Regions from separate parts of the Homo sapiens genome. Here region 2 is linked to region 1. Evidence: chromatin contacts called from ENCODE Hi-C or POLR2A ChIA-PET data. All regions are on one chromosome and are shown on one strand. Each heading gives the region's core, a stretch centred on a gene start or an enhancer-like site at or near the end of the contact. The rest is flanking DNA. Distances are from core to core; before and after follow the strand shown.

Region 1 (5,848 bases), core at 3,078-5,577:
TAGATAGATTGATAGATAGATCGATAGACAGATAGATAGATACAGGCTCTCCTTTTAAGGGAGGAGATGTTGCCTTCATTCCCTTGAATATTATTGATTTAGATAATTCCCAAAGAAATGTATAACCAAAACCACATGATTTGAAAAACTTCTCAAAATTTCCTTTAATCAGTTTAAACAAATTACTGCCAATTCTATTTCACTTAGTTCTTCATAGGGCTATTTAAAATCAGGACACCAAGTTGGCATGGCTGCCTAATACAGAAGATAGAATTTACTCAAAATACTGCAACTCAAGAAACTCAGTTTGAAATATATTATTTAAGGACATATACTGTATTGAAACCCAATTCACATCATGCTGGAATGACATCTATTATAATAGCTAATGTTTGGTGAAATTACACAGTCCATTGAAAAAAATCTAAAGTTCTGGCTCCTAGATATTCCATTGGCCTTATGGTATACCATTGATAGCAAGATACTTCCAAGAAATAAGAAATAAGATAGTGAGTACAACTGTGCCTTATTTAAAAAACTATTACATATATTATATTATAATATATACAATATCTATTATATATAATATATAATATATGATATATAAGATAGTTATTGTATTATTATATGTATAATATATAATATATTTATATATAATAATCCTAACATAATATATTATGTTAATATATAACATAATATAATATTAATATATTAATATAATATATAATATATAAATATAATATATTAATATATTATAATATTAATATAATATATAATATATCTATAATAATCCTAACATAATATACTGATATATAAATATATAATTATATATAAATATGTATGATATATATAAATTTATATATCATATATATCAAAATATATATAAATAATGATATATATAAATATATATGATTATTATATATTTATATATAATAATATATATACTATATATAATATACTGGATATATATAAATATACATATATAAATTATATATAATGTAGTCCATAAAATTTCCTAAACATTTTAAATGTTTCTTTTAATCTACAAGGTAGTGAAAATATATTTAAAAAAATAAACTAACACAGTTTGATTCAAGTGACCATTGTGCCTGAGACTGAAAGAGTAATTAAAATTTTTGCACATATCTTAATGTCTTTTCTAGGTATATACTGATCTTTTCTAGGTATATACTGCTCTAAAGTTTTAGAACACAAAGACTACATGTATCTTGCACAACAAAATTCAATCATAGCATCATCACTTGGATTCATCTAAAAATAAATGTTTAAACTAAAATTATTTAATAATCTCATTTCTGAAGCCTAAATATTATAGTATATATGATTAGAGTATGCTCTAAAGAGCTCTCTAATCAAAGGTTTCTAGCTCAACATTTTTTAAAAGTATTAACAAAGTGGCCTATGGAAAAGATTCCTTAAGGCTTTAGAAAGATATACAGGACATGTTGAAAAACTAAGGTACATAATACAGAAGAGACTCACACAGCTTTCACCTGAACATTTAACTTGAGATTATTTAAAACAGGGCATTTCTATCTATTAAAATCCCCATAGTTGTGAAAGACAAAAATTTATTTTGTACAGATTAGGTATGATATTTGTATATCTAATATTAGTACTACTGGGCATCACTCAGTATGAAATAAGAAAATGTAATAGATATTCAGTAAGCATTTTACTCACTAATTATGATTCCATAATTTCTTAACTTTTTGTTCTCAGATGTCAAATACTTACCTAGAAACTGCCACTCATTTGGTTGCTATGAGTTTTAAGATCAGTTAGCAGGTTTTTTTTCTGTCTTTCAGAGAATTGTCATCTTGGGTTCTCCCTCAAGGTAGTGAAAGTTAACTTTGTTACCCATCTGGGGATTTATAGTACTTATACTAGAAGATGCTCCAAGGTTTCAGAAAGGAATTAATTACTTTCAATTTGCACAATTTAGAACAAATATCTGGCTTTTCCCTAAGCTTAATGATTTTCCATTTCACACAACTAAAATATAATAGCATTATTTTATAATCAAGTTTAACTGATGGTCTATGATAGTAGAGCGATTTAGTATTTTGACAAAAATCTTATGAGACATGAAGTCATTCAATTTGCAGCCCCAAACTGAAGCTCAAACACAACATTTTAAAAGTATTTTCTGCCTATACCTTTGACTGCATGCTACTTTAAATAGAGGGACAAGACTAAATGGTCTATCTGGTTGTTCTTACACTTTATAAAGAGTCAAAAGCAAATTTGAGTTATAAATATGCACATCATAGTGATCATTATTTTATCACAAATAAATATTGATTTGCTTAATCAAAGAGAATACTCTCCTAGAATAAGAGCAGTATTTCAATCTGCAAACATGTTTCTTAATGTCACTGAGCATTTAGCCTATCTTCACACACACATTTCATAACCTTTCAAGGACAATCTTCTACATCACATTTTAAGGAAATACACTGAAAAAGCAATCCATTTTGCAATAGCATTTTACATTACTACAAATTCACGAGGTTCAACCTTCAATGCCCATGTACCTTTCACAAAACTATTGATCATTTCCTATCAATGCTTTACAGGATTATATCACAAAGGAACACATAATGCATGTATGTGCATCAATGCGTAAAGGAGAGGATGCATTTCTGTGCATAGTATGTGAACTGACAATGCCCACTTGCCCAGTCCTTGCTTTACTCAACTTCTTACACATCATCAGCCAGCTGCCCTGTTGATGATTCCTTGCACCTTATGCGCTGCTTTATCATTGAGTCAGATTACTACCATTTCTGGTCCAGAACTCATTAAGAAAAGTCCTTTTTCAAGCAAGGTCTTTGAAATGTAGTTGTACACCTATAAAAGAACTATCTGGAGCTCATCTTGAGAGAGAGAAGATGAATTTATCCTCTGTCTTTAGGCTTTTACTTACAGAGCCACACCTTTATAAACAAGTTCTGTCTGTCATACTGACAGGAAGGAGATATGCAAAATGTAACATCTGGAGTCATAAAATATAATGACCTCAAATAACATTCCAGAAAGAGAAAGGAAAACTAGTTCTGGTTAGGGAGAAGATAAAAGAGGAAAAGGAGTAAATTTACATCCTTAAAACAAGAGTAATAGAAAACCCTACCGGGTTTTTCCAGTAAGTTTTGTGCAGCAGCAGCAACAACCTAATCAATATGTGCTTCCTCACCCTCTTGTCCCCAAAGAGAAACTGCTGGGCCCCTCTCCACCGACTCCCCAGGAGCAGAAACTACTGCCCCCAAGGAAGGGAGAATTCAGAAGCGTGGGGAGGGGGAAAAACAGGTATATGTGGTTCTAGCATCCTCATCTTCATATCAGCTACCAGCCTGAAACTACATTCAGGAACCAGGCTCCCAGACATTCCCCGGCCCTGGGCCCTGCCTGAGCGCCAGAGAGCTTGAGGAGCCTGCAGCATAGTTCTCAGACCCGAAACAATGACCTCCCCCGTCCAAACCCAGGCACTCTTGCGCCAAGGCCCTAACCTCTCAGCGAGACCTCTTTGGGGAAGGACAAGAGATGCTGCCTGATGGCCGAGAGAAGACATGCCAGGCTTCTCTGCCAGAATGAGTTGTTGAGGGTGGGATGAAGGTGGTCAAGGAGATGGGCTCTTTATTTTTAAAACAAAAAACAAGGCAACCGGGACCACCAACATCAGTCACCCTCACTCCCCACCACTGCCTCTATTCCTTAAGGACTTCTTCCCAGGCCGGCGGCGGCGGCGGCGGCGGCGGCGGCAGCTTGCGATCATCAGGATTGGAAGTGAGAGCGAGTGCCCGGGCCAACCTCAGCGTCTCTCAGGGACAGCGCAGGTGGGCGCAGCCTTGGAAGGTCAGCGAGGCCAGAGCTCAGAGTTCCACGGGGGCCCGGAGAGTGTGCGTGTGTGAGTGAGAATGCGAAAACGCGCGCGCGCCGGGCAGAGGGGCGCTCGGCGAGAGGGTAGGCGCGGTGACAGGGGTACCCCAGCAGCCGAGGAGAGACAGCCCACCCCACCCTTTAAGCTAAAGAGCTGGAGGGGTGATGGAGGCTGCAAGACGGAGAAACTTGATGCAAAACAGACAGGCTCCCCCCTCCAAGACGTGCCGCCACGCTCTCAGACACGCTCCCTCGCCTCCCGGATTACCCACCATCAACCACCCCACCCTGCAAAATTCCCCCACCGAGCCCTAGGATCCCAGGCGGGTAATTACCTCTCCCGGAGGCGGAGTGGGGGGCGGCAGCAGCAGCAGACACTTTTAGCCTGACTTTCCTGCGTTCGCTTGCGAGCGTGTGAGCGTGTGCGCGCCCAGGAGGAGCTGTAACCTGCTATTTATAGACCGAAGCCTCAGTACCCGGGGCTGAGAACCCGGAGGAAACTAGCAGGCGGCGGCGACGGCGCAGGGCGCCGGCCGCGGCTTCGCGAGGCTCCAGCAGCTCCCCCAGCCTCTGGCTTCGGCCGCGCTCCCTGCTCGCTCCTCGCCTACCAGCCCCGCGCGCGCCCCAGAGAAGTTGTCACCAGCGCGGCTGGCTCTCCGGCTGCTCACACGCCCCCTGGCACAATTGCTACTTTCTTCCACCCCAACCCCCACCCTCCCCGCTCCTCTTCCTCCTCCTCTGCTCTCTCCAAGCGGTCTCCTCCCAATGTCACCAGCGACCGAGTAGAGGCGGCCGTGGCAGCGACAGTCGCGCAACTGGCGCTGCTCGCTTCCCGCTACTGATAGAGCGGAGATGGTGGCCCGGCTGCCCACCCCGAAATTACCACGCTGGCTCCGTGTGCTCACACCCCGTACCCCGACCCCTTTCTGCGGCCCCTCTGCCCGCTGGGTCGCCCACCCAGACTGGGCTGTGGGATCACCGCTACCGCGACGAGGGGGGACCCGAGGCCGCCACGCTGCTGCGGGGGCAGGAGAAACCACAGAGAAAGAACCCGCGGGAGGAAGAAAGCGCCCCAGACCCCGGCCTATGGCAGCGCAGTCCCTAGACCGAGGGTTTTTGGAAGGGGCTTGGGATCCCTGCTGTCACTGCCTGCGTCTAGGCATCCATTCACGCCTGCTGGACCCCAGTCTGCAGCCGCGCTGGGACCCCTGTCTCTTGCCCCTCCTCCCCCTTGCCCCGGGCAGAGGTCGGGCTGAGGAGACCAGCTTAGAGCAGCCCTCGGCCACCCACCGCCAGTTCCCACGTCGCGGCGGGTGACTGAGGCCGAGATGCTCCCAACTAGCGTATGACATGCCTTTGATATCCCGGGTGCGTGGGGACAAATCCGCCCTGAATGTGTTGGGGTATCAGGAAAACGGGGTATGTAAGCAAGCAGTCTGGACGGAGACTAAAACTCCCCCACTTCCTAGCCCCTAACAAGCCCACAGGGGAAAGCACGCACCCTGGTTATTCCGGGCTGTGTAGGGTGTGGGGCAAATGACTCTCCCCATCTGCGCTTTACAGGTGCCACCTGGCGGCTCTCTCGGAAAGGTTTTGATGGAGCCGTTCAAAGGTAAAGGTGCCCAGAGCCAGCCCATCAAGACACCCCAGCCCTTCTCCCTGAGGGCGCTTTAAAATCACATTTTAAGTAAAGCAGTGTACGAATGCTTGTACACAAGTGTTACATTTGCCATGCAAAAAGACTGGAATCTCAAAGTCAGGACAGTGAAATCAATTTGGGTTAAGTCGGGGCTTAACAGTTTCACAAACCAGGAAGCTGTATGTACCCCCAGCTGTCACCCCTGCTGTCACTGCCCGCATCTAGGCATCCTTTCACTCCTCAAACCTTTGACCACCACATTATAAGCCTTGCCAATGAGGACAGGGACTTTGGGTTTGTTTTGTTTTG
Region 2 (6,724 bases), core at 1,338-3,837, 670 kb after region 1:
AAAAATGGGGAGATGTTGGTCAAAGGATACAAAGTTTTGGTTATACAAGATGAATAATTTCTGGAGATGTAATGCACAGCATGGTAACTATTGTTAATAATACTGTTTGCATAGTTGAAATTTGTTGAGAGTAAATCTTAAATGTTCTCACCATGCTGGCAGGCAGTAAATATAAGAGGTGATGTATATGCTTATTAGCTTGATTGCGGTAATCATTTCACAACGTGTTTATATATCAAAACATCACATTGTATGCCTTAAATATATACAATTTTGTGAATTATACCTCAGTAAAGCTGAAATTTTTTTAAAAAAAGTTTTCTTAATACAATAATAGGCAAATTCGGCAGCCTGGCACAGTGGCTGTCACCTGTAATCCCATCACTTTAAGAGACTGAGGCAGGTAGATGGCTTGAGCCCTAATTGTTGTTCAGGACCAGTATGGGCAACATGGCGATCCCTGTCTACACCCAAAAAATACAAAAATTAGCTGGGCTTGGTGGCATGCACCTGTAGTCCCAGCTACTTGGGAGGCTGAGGTGGGAGAATTGCTGGACCCCAGGAGGCTGAGGCTGCAGTGAGTCACGACTGTGACACTGCACTGCAGCCTAGGAGACAGGGCAAGCCACTGTCAAAAAACAAACAAACAAACAAACAAAAACAAAAAACCAGCAACGATCAGTTTCAATACTTTTGTAAATATGCTTCCAACTTTTATCTACATTTTTGAACTGTTAAACCAAATTTTTCAGTTAACACTTTATAAATTAACATTCTTTGGCTAGGTGCGGTGGCTCACGCCTGTAACCCCAGCACTTTAGGAGGCCTAGGCGAGCAGATCACTTGAGACCAGGAGTTTGAGACTAGCCTGGCCAAAACAGCAAAACCCTGTCTCTACTGAAAATACAAAAATTAGCCAGGCGTGGTGGTGCACGCCTGTAATTCCAGCTACTCCGGAGGCTAAGTCATGAGAATCCTTTGAACCTGGGAGTTGGAGATTGCAGTGAGCTGAGATCATGCCACCGCACTGCAGCCTGGGCGACAGAAACTGTCTGAAAACAAAACAACACAAAACAACCATTATTCTACATTAATGGTTGTTAAAGGTTAATAGTTCATTTTCTGGGTGTATGACAGTTTTAAACACCTAACTTTTAATACTGGATTCAGCCTACTGTTGTTAGCTTTTTGCAGTCATATATGAAGACTATGATGAACATCATTGTAGGTATTCATCTTTGCATATATCCTTAGACATTTCCTTATAGTCTAAGAACTAGCATTTCTAGTGGAGTGGGGACATTTTTCCAGATGTCCATTTAAGAATTATCATTCCATTAGTTAAAAAATTTGCAGGCTATATATTCAAAGGGGATCCCTTCTGTTTGGAATTCAACATAACCAGTTAGCTCAAACCTCAACTCTCGAAAAATGTGTCTCCTTTACTCAACAAACATTTAGAGAATACTGAATATGAGGAATAAAAAAAGATAAAAAAGACCCTGTACTGGGCAGGTAATCTACTGTAGTATGCAGATTCGTTATCAAACAGACTACAATGTATTTAAATTTTGTAGGCGATGAATGCACAAGGCCCTTAAGCTGCATTGAAGGCTGCCTAAGGCAGTATACAAAATCAGTGCTGAATATTTGTTAACACTTAAGGAGAATGTACGTTTTAATTTTCATGTTTGATGCTTGGGGAAAAGATTACATCGCACCACCTATCTTCCCCATATATTGATTATTCGTGTTTCTCACTTCCATGGTAGTGTGCACGTTATTTGCTTAACTTTGGCATATAAATTCAGAAGAAATATCATTTAACTCTGTGCCTAAGGAGGGTATTTAGAAATAACCGACGCAGCTAACATGAGAAGGCAAAAAAAAAAAAAAAGAAAAAAGAAAAAAATCACACTAACGGACTTTTTTTTTTTTTCTAACAACAAAAAACCGTGAGACTTCACTTGGGGTAACCATAACGTCGTCAAGGCTGTGGCGTCACGCCTCTAAGCGGATACGGCAGAAGTTTTGGGGCCAGACACAAGACTTCCAAGTTTGAATGGGCAGCGCAAAACCCAGACAAGTTTTCCGGTAGTGCCGCCAACCCCTGTCAGGCACAGAAGACACAGCGAGAACCGTGAGCCGTTACGAAAGCCTAAAACACTGAGCTCGCGTCCTGCCAAGCAGCAGGCGCACAAACCTACACCTCCGAGCGCTCCCTGGAGGTCCCGCCCACTCTTCTCTCCCGAGCCGGCTAGAGATCTGGAAGAGGGCGGGCCAAGGGTGAGGAGGGCAGTATGCGCATGCGCGCTCAGGACCCAGTCAGTGAGCCAATAAGGAATCTCGCGAGTGTTGAAAGTCGGTGGCGTAGGTCGTCGTCCTGGATGCTGGCGAGATAGATGTTATCTTCCAGAGGAAGAGGAGGAGGCGGCGAAGCGTTTTCCCAGCCTCAGTCTCTCTTTCGTTTTCCTTTTCCCTTCCCCCAACCCTCCGCCCTTCTCTAAATCAGCCGGCCTTCCTTGACCTCAGTGACCCGTCTGGCCCCGCCCACCCTCGTCGACGTGATTCCCGCCGTGAGGTAAGCGCCGGTGGAACCTAGAGCCCCGCGGAAGAGCAGAACGTTTGGGAGTGTGCAGCTCCTGGGCCCGGCTCAGGCCCGTCGCGGAGGCGCGGCGCAGGGGAGCGCTCGGGTGGGAGTCTCGCTCCTCCACCAGTTTATTGCGACGTAGCATCCAGGCCTAGGCCTCCCCGTCCATCCCCGCCGGACTCGGGCCTCTGGCAGCAGCGGGTGACGCAGACGGAACATCATGTCGTCCGCGGCCGAGCCTCCGCCACCCCCGCCTCCCGAGAGCGCGCCTTCCAAGCCCGCAGCCTCGATCGCCAGCGGCGGGAGCAACAGCAGCAACAAAGGCGGCCCCGAAGGCGTCGCGGCGCAGGCGGTTGCGTCTGCGGCCAGCGCTGGTCCCGCAGACGCCGAGATGGAGGTGAGGGCGACTTGCGGCATGGGGAGCGGGTGCAGCGGGGAGGAGGAGCTGGCTCCCTCGCCGGATCGTGGCGATCGGACGCAGAGCCGGGTTTCTCTCTCTGCACCAGACTCAGCTTCACACCCTGTGGATACGAAATGATGCTCTCACTCTTGCTCCCTTGTTCTTACCCTATTCGAGCTAAGCAAAATGGATTTCTGGCTCCTCACATTTAAATTATTTGTCTCTTTCGTGAATCCTGACAAATATTTGAACGCTCTCAGTGAACAGATGTTCTTGGTTACCGTGGCCCGGGGGACCCATCGTTTTTTTCCCACTAGACTCCCATAATTCCCTCTCCTACCTCTGAATGTGGTTTTTAGTTTCCACCAAACTTCGGGGAAGGGCGAGGAGATGACCCCTTAGGAGCGGGATGCACGGGCGGGGTGAAGGAGGCATTTAAAAGCAGCGCGTCCGAGGACTTGGGCCTCCTTTTCTTCTTCCCGGTCCTTGCAGGGGCGGTATCTGTTGTGGGCAGAAACAATGGCGAGAGCTGGATGGCCGAGTGCGCAGTGGGGATAAGCGGGGCGCAGCTGCTTCTGTGAAGGGAGAGAAGGCCCCTCCCAGGCACTATTCCACTGGAAGGGAAGCAACCAAGGCAGCAGCAGCTGTCTCGGATCCCCCGTCTAATTTAGGGGGGATGAATAAGTGTAGGAATGAATTAGAGAACCAGGCGCAGTTGGTTGGCTCTCAGTCCGGCACTTTTCTCTTTTTGGCCTCTGGCCTTAAGAAAAAAAAAAATTAGTACCACTCGCTGCCGAGACTTATGGGTTTGGGTTGGGCAGGGGATGCTGACAGTACTGAGGGGGCTGGAAAGATGGGGGAAGCTGCCAGGCGGGTAAATTGGATATGCTTCCAGGCTTTGCATCTGGGAACAAAGTAATTGCTCCTTCCAATTTTTATTTTCTTGGCCTTCGACCTGTTTTGAGATATTTTGTGAGTCGGAGCCCAAAGATTTCTGGGATTTTCCTATCCTTAGACAGAATGAAAGTAATACTGCTCCGAAGATGAGTCTTGATGCAGAATCATTATACAGTAAGAAAATGGTAGCGTAATTTACCATTGAGGCTTTTGGCACAGTAGTTATATTTGGGTAGCTGGGGTTAAGTAACATTAATGTTAGTAATCATTTAAAGAACTTTTAGTGGTGAGGGTAGGTTTAGTGACATAGGAACTCCTGATAGTTCCTGTAGTTTTGAGTGATTAAGATAAGATTACTTCCAAATTAAAATATATTCAGTGTTGCTTTTTTTTCCTTAAGGAAATGGTTCTTTTGGGTTACTAGGGCTCTTTAACTTGGATTTCTGTTCCAAGGCTTAAGGGGTTTGACACAAAGCAATTATGTGTAAATGTGCAGTTCTCTACAAAAATTGTTTATAGTTTTTCCTCAGCTTCTCAAAGGGGTCTGCCATCCAAACTTTGGAAAAATGAATGTTTCACCAGAGGTCTTATTAATATCTGAATGCAGAGTAATTTTAAGCCTAAAGCAAGTCAACATTTTTGACTTGAAGTTGCTATTTTAAATGAAAATTGATTTTAAGTTCAAACGTGAGTATAGATGTTATCACTACCGTATTAAATTAGTGATATTTTCATTTGCCAGATGGGGAAATTGAGTTCTACTAGGTAGAACCTGTAATAAAACTCGGATCTGCCTTTAAAAGTGAGCCGTTTCCCACCCATCTTGCTCTGCCATGTTCTTACCAAAAAAAACATATTTGGCGGTTCAATTTATTGAATAACATTGTTATTTTTACCTTCCTAGTATAGAAATATTAGGAATTTTATTTTTTTATCCATCTTATCACTGACACATTTTTTTTTTGGTTGACATTATAGTGTGATTTTTTTTTTTGTCTTTTAAAATGTCAGTTTCCTGTTTAACAAAATTCAGAATTACTGCAATTCATGATATAAACTAAGTTTGAGCACACATGCTTAATATATATGTCACAACTTAATCTGTTTTGCACTTGGAAAATGAATATTTTATAAATGACTTTTTCTTGTTTGGAAGTATGATCTAAGGTGTTTTTCTAAACAGAGTAAACCCAGCATTCATGAATTTTTTTTTTTTTTTTTTTTTGGTGACAAAGCTGATTTTCCCAGAAATAGCCTTCCTATGTATTCAGTTACTTTTTTTCTTTTTGCTTGATACTAATAGGTCAATGGAGCACTTGTTTTTTAGTTATCCTTTTGGCAGTGTGGAACTCTTCTGTGTTCATCCTCATCTCTATTGACTAGATTGATTAAATAGTCACCTGTATACCAATAATGTGATGTCAAGATGCCTGAAGCACATTTTATTTTTGTAGGTTGCATTTCATGGCATTTTGGAATTTTGTAAACTGGACTGGGTAGGTGGCTTTGTCACTTACATATGTAGACCAGAGATTTATGATGAACATAGGGTCACACAAGTGCCAAGGGTCTTAACAATGAAGTTAGACTTGACTTAAGGTCATTTTACCTTCTATTCCAGTACCGTACCAGATCTCCTCCCCACAACTTTTTGGTCACAGATAGTTTTATTATAGCATATATTGCCTAGCATAGATTTGTGCATCATTAATGAAGATTACTTCTGCCAATTTTTTTTAATGGATGAATAGAACTTTGCAGTGTAGAAGTTGTTTTTTGTTGCTTGTGACATATGAATGTCAGGATAAATATATTTGCAAGAATAACATTTATTACTAGTTTAGGAATCAGACTGTAGTTAGAGTATTCAATTTAGGCTGCGAGATAAAGTTTTTGTAATATTCCAGAAGGTGGAAATCAGGGTGACTAATTCTGATTTCTTTGTAGACATTTGTGTGGTAGCACAGTAGATACTGTAGTTTTATGACAAAAGGGGAACTTTTCCCCACATTTTATACTATTTAGTTTGGTTTCATGGTTATTACAGAAAAAGAGAAACAGATTGGCTTGTATTAAATGTAGTTTTCTTTTAGGATGATGAAGATAATCTTGTGTTCTAATCTTGGCAACAACCATACAGTTTATATATATGGGTTAAATACGTTGTTATCCCCATAGTATCTAATATCATTTTATCAGTTTTTCTGTTAGCTTAGATGACAGCTGTTTAAGTTTCTAGGAAGTTTGGGGTGAGAATGTATTATTTAAGATGTGTTTTGGTCAGAAATTGGTCTATAATGGTATGTTTACTATTTTCGAAGACCAATTCTATTTAATTATTTCTTTCTACCAGGAAATATTTGATGATGCGTCACCTGGAAAGCAAAAGGAAATCCAAGAACCAGATCCTACCTATGAAGAAAAAATGGTATGTTCTAGGCTTGTGAATAGAGTCTATAAGGAAAACTTTTTATCAGGTGATTAAATGTACTAAACATCTATCTTAGTCCATTTTGTGTTACAACAATACCACAGACTGGGTAATTTATAAAGAAACGAAATTTATTTCTTAGAGTTCTGGAGGCTGGCAAGTCCAAGGTCAAGGCCAGCATTTGTTGAGGGCCTTCTTGCAGTGTCATTATATGGAGGAAGGCCAAGAGAAGAGAGCAAGACAGGACTGAACTTTCTTTTATAACAAGCTCACTGGTGATAACCTCCTCCTGAGATACTGACAGTAATCTTTTCCTAATCACCTCTTATTAGGCCCTACCTCCCAACACTGTTGCGTTGGGGATTAAATTACAACATGGGAGATTTGGAGGGGGACACAGTCAAAC

Evidence for each region. Hi-C counts contacts between places; a loop is a spot of excess contacts on that map. ChIA-PET counts read pairs that join two places held with the same protein, here RNA polymerase II (POLR2A). Pooled maps may share reads with other maps.
Region 2: a map of naive thymus-derived CD4-positive, alpha-beta T cell shows a loop between it and region 1 (4-fold over the local background). The contact joins the promoter of SMARCA5 here to the promoter of INPP4B in region 1. A Hi-C loop is called at or near these places in 1 of 168 maps with a recorded cell type or tissue (naive thymus-derived CD4-positive, alpha-beta T cell) and 5 of 50 pooled maps. POLR2A ChIA-PET finds 5 or more read pairs at or near these places in 2 of 52 experiments (HEK293T and Panc1).

The regions. Positions count from the first base shown.
Region 1 is chr4:142,841,974-142,847,821 of GRCh38, forward strand. It overlaps INPP4B (inositol polyphosphate-4-phosphatase type II B), which reads right to left and starts at 4,328. Exons shown (of 26, transcript NM_001101669.3): 1 at 4,236-4,328. The region is part of intron 3 of USP38-DT (USP38 divergent transcript); the gene reads right to left. RefSeq lists an enhancer at 5,085-5,671.
Region 2 is chr4:143,511,115-143,517,838 of GRCh38, forward strand. SMARCA5 (SNF2 related chromatin remodeling ATPase 5) reads left to right here and starts at 2,588. Exons shown (of 24, transcript NM_003601.4): 1 at 2,588-2,987; 2 at 6,241-6,315. The coding sequence starts at 2,811. SMARCA5-AS1 (SMARCA5 antisense RNA 1) reads right to left here and starts at 3,723. Exons shown (of 2, transcript NR_104027.1): 1 at 3,331-3,723; 2 at 2,358-3,111. RefSeq lists enhancers at 2,019-2,068, 2,089-2,178, 2,209-2,278, 2,309-2,678, 2,969-3,028 and 1 more.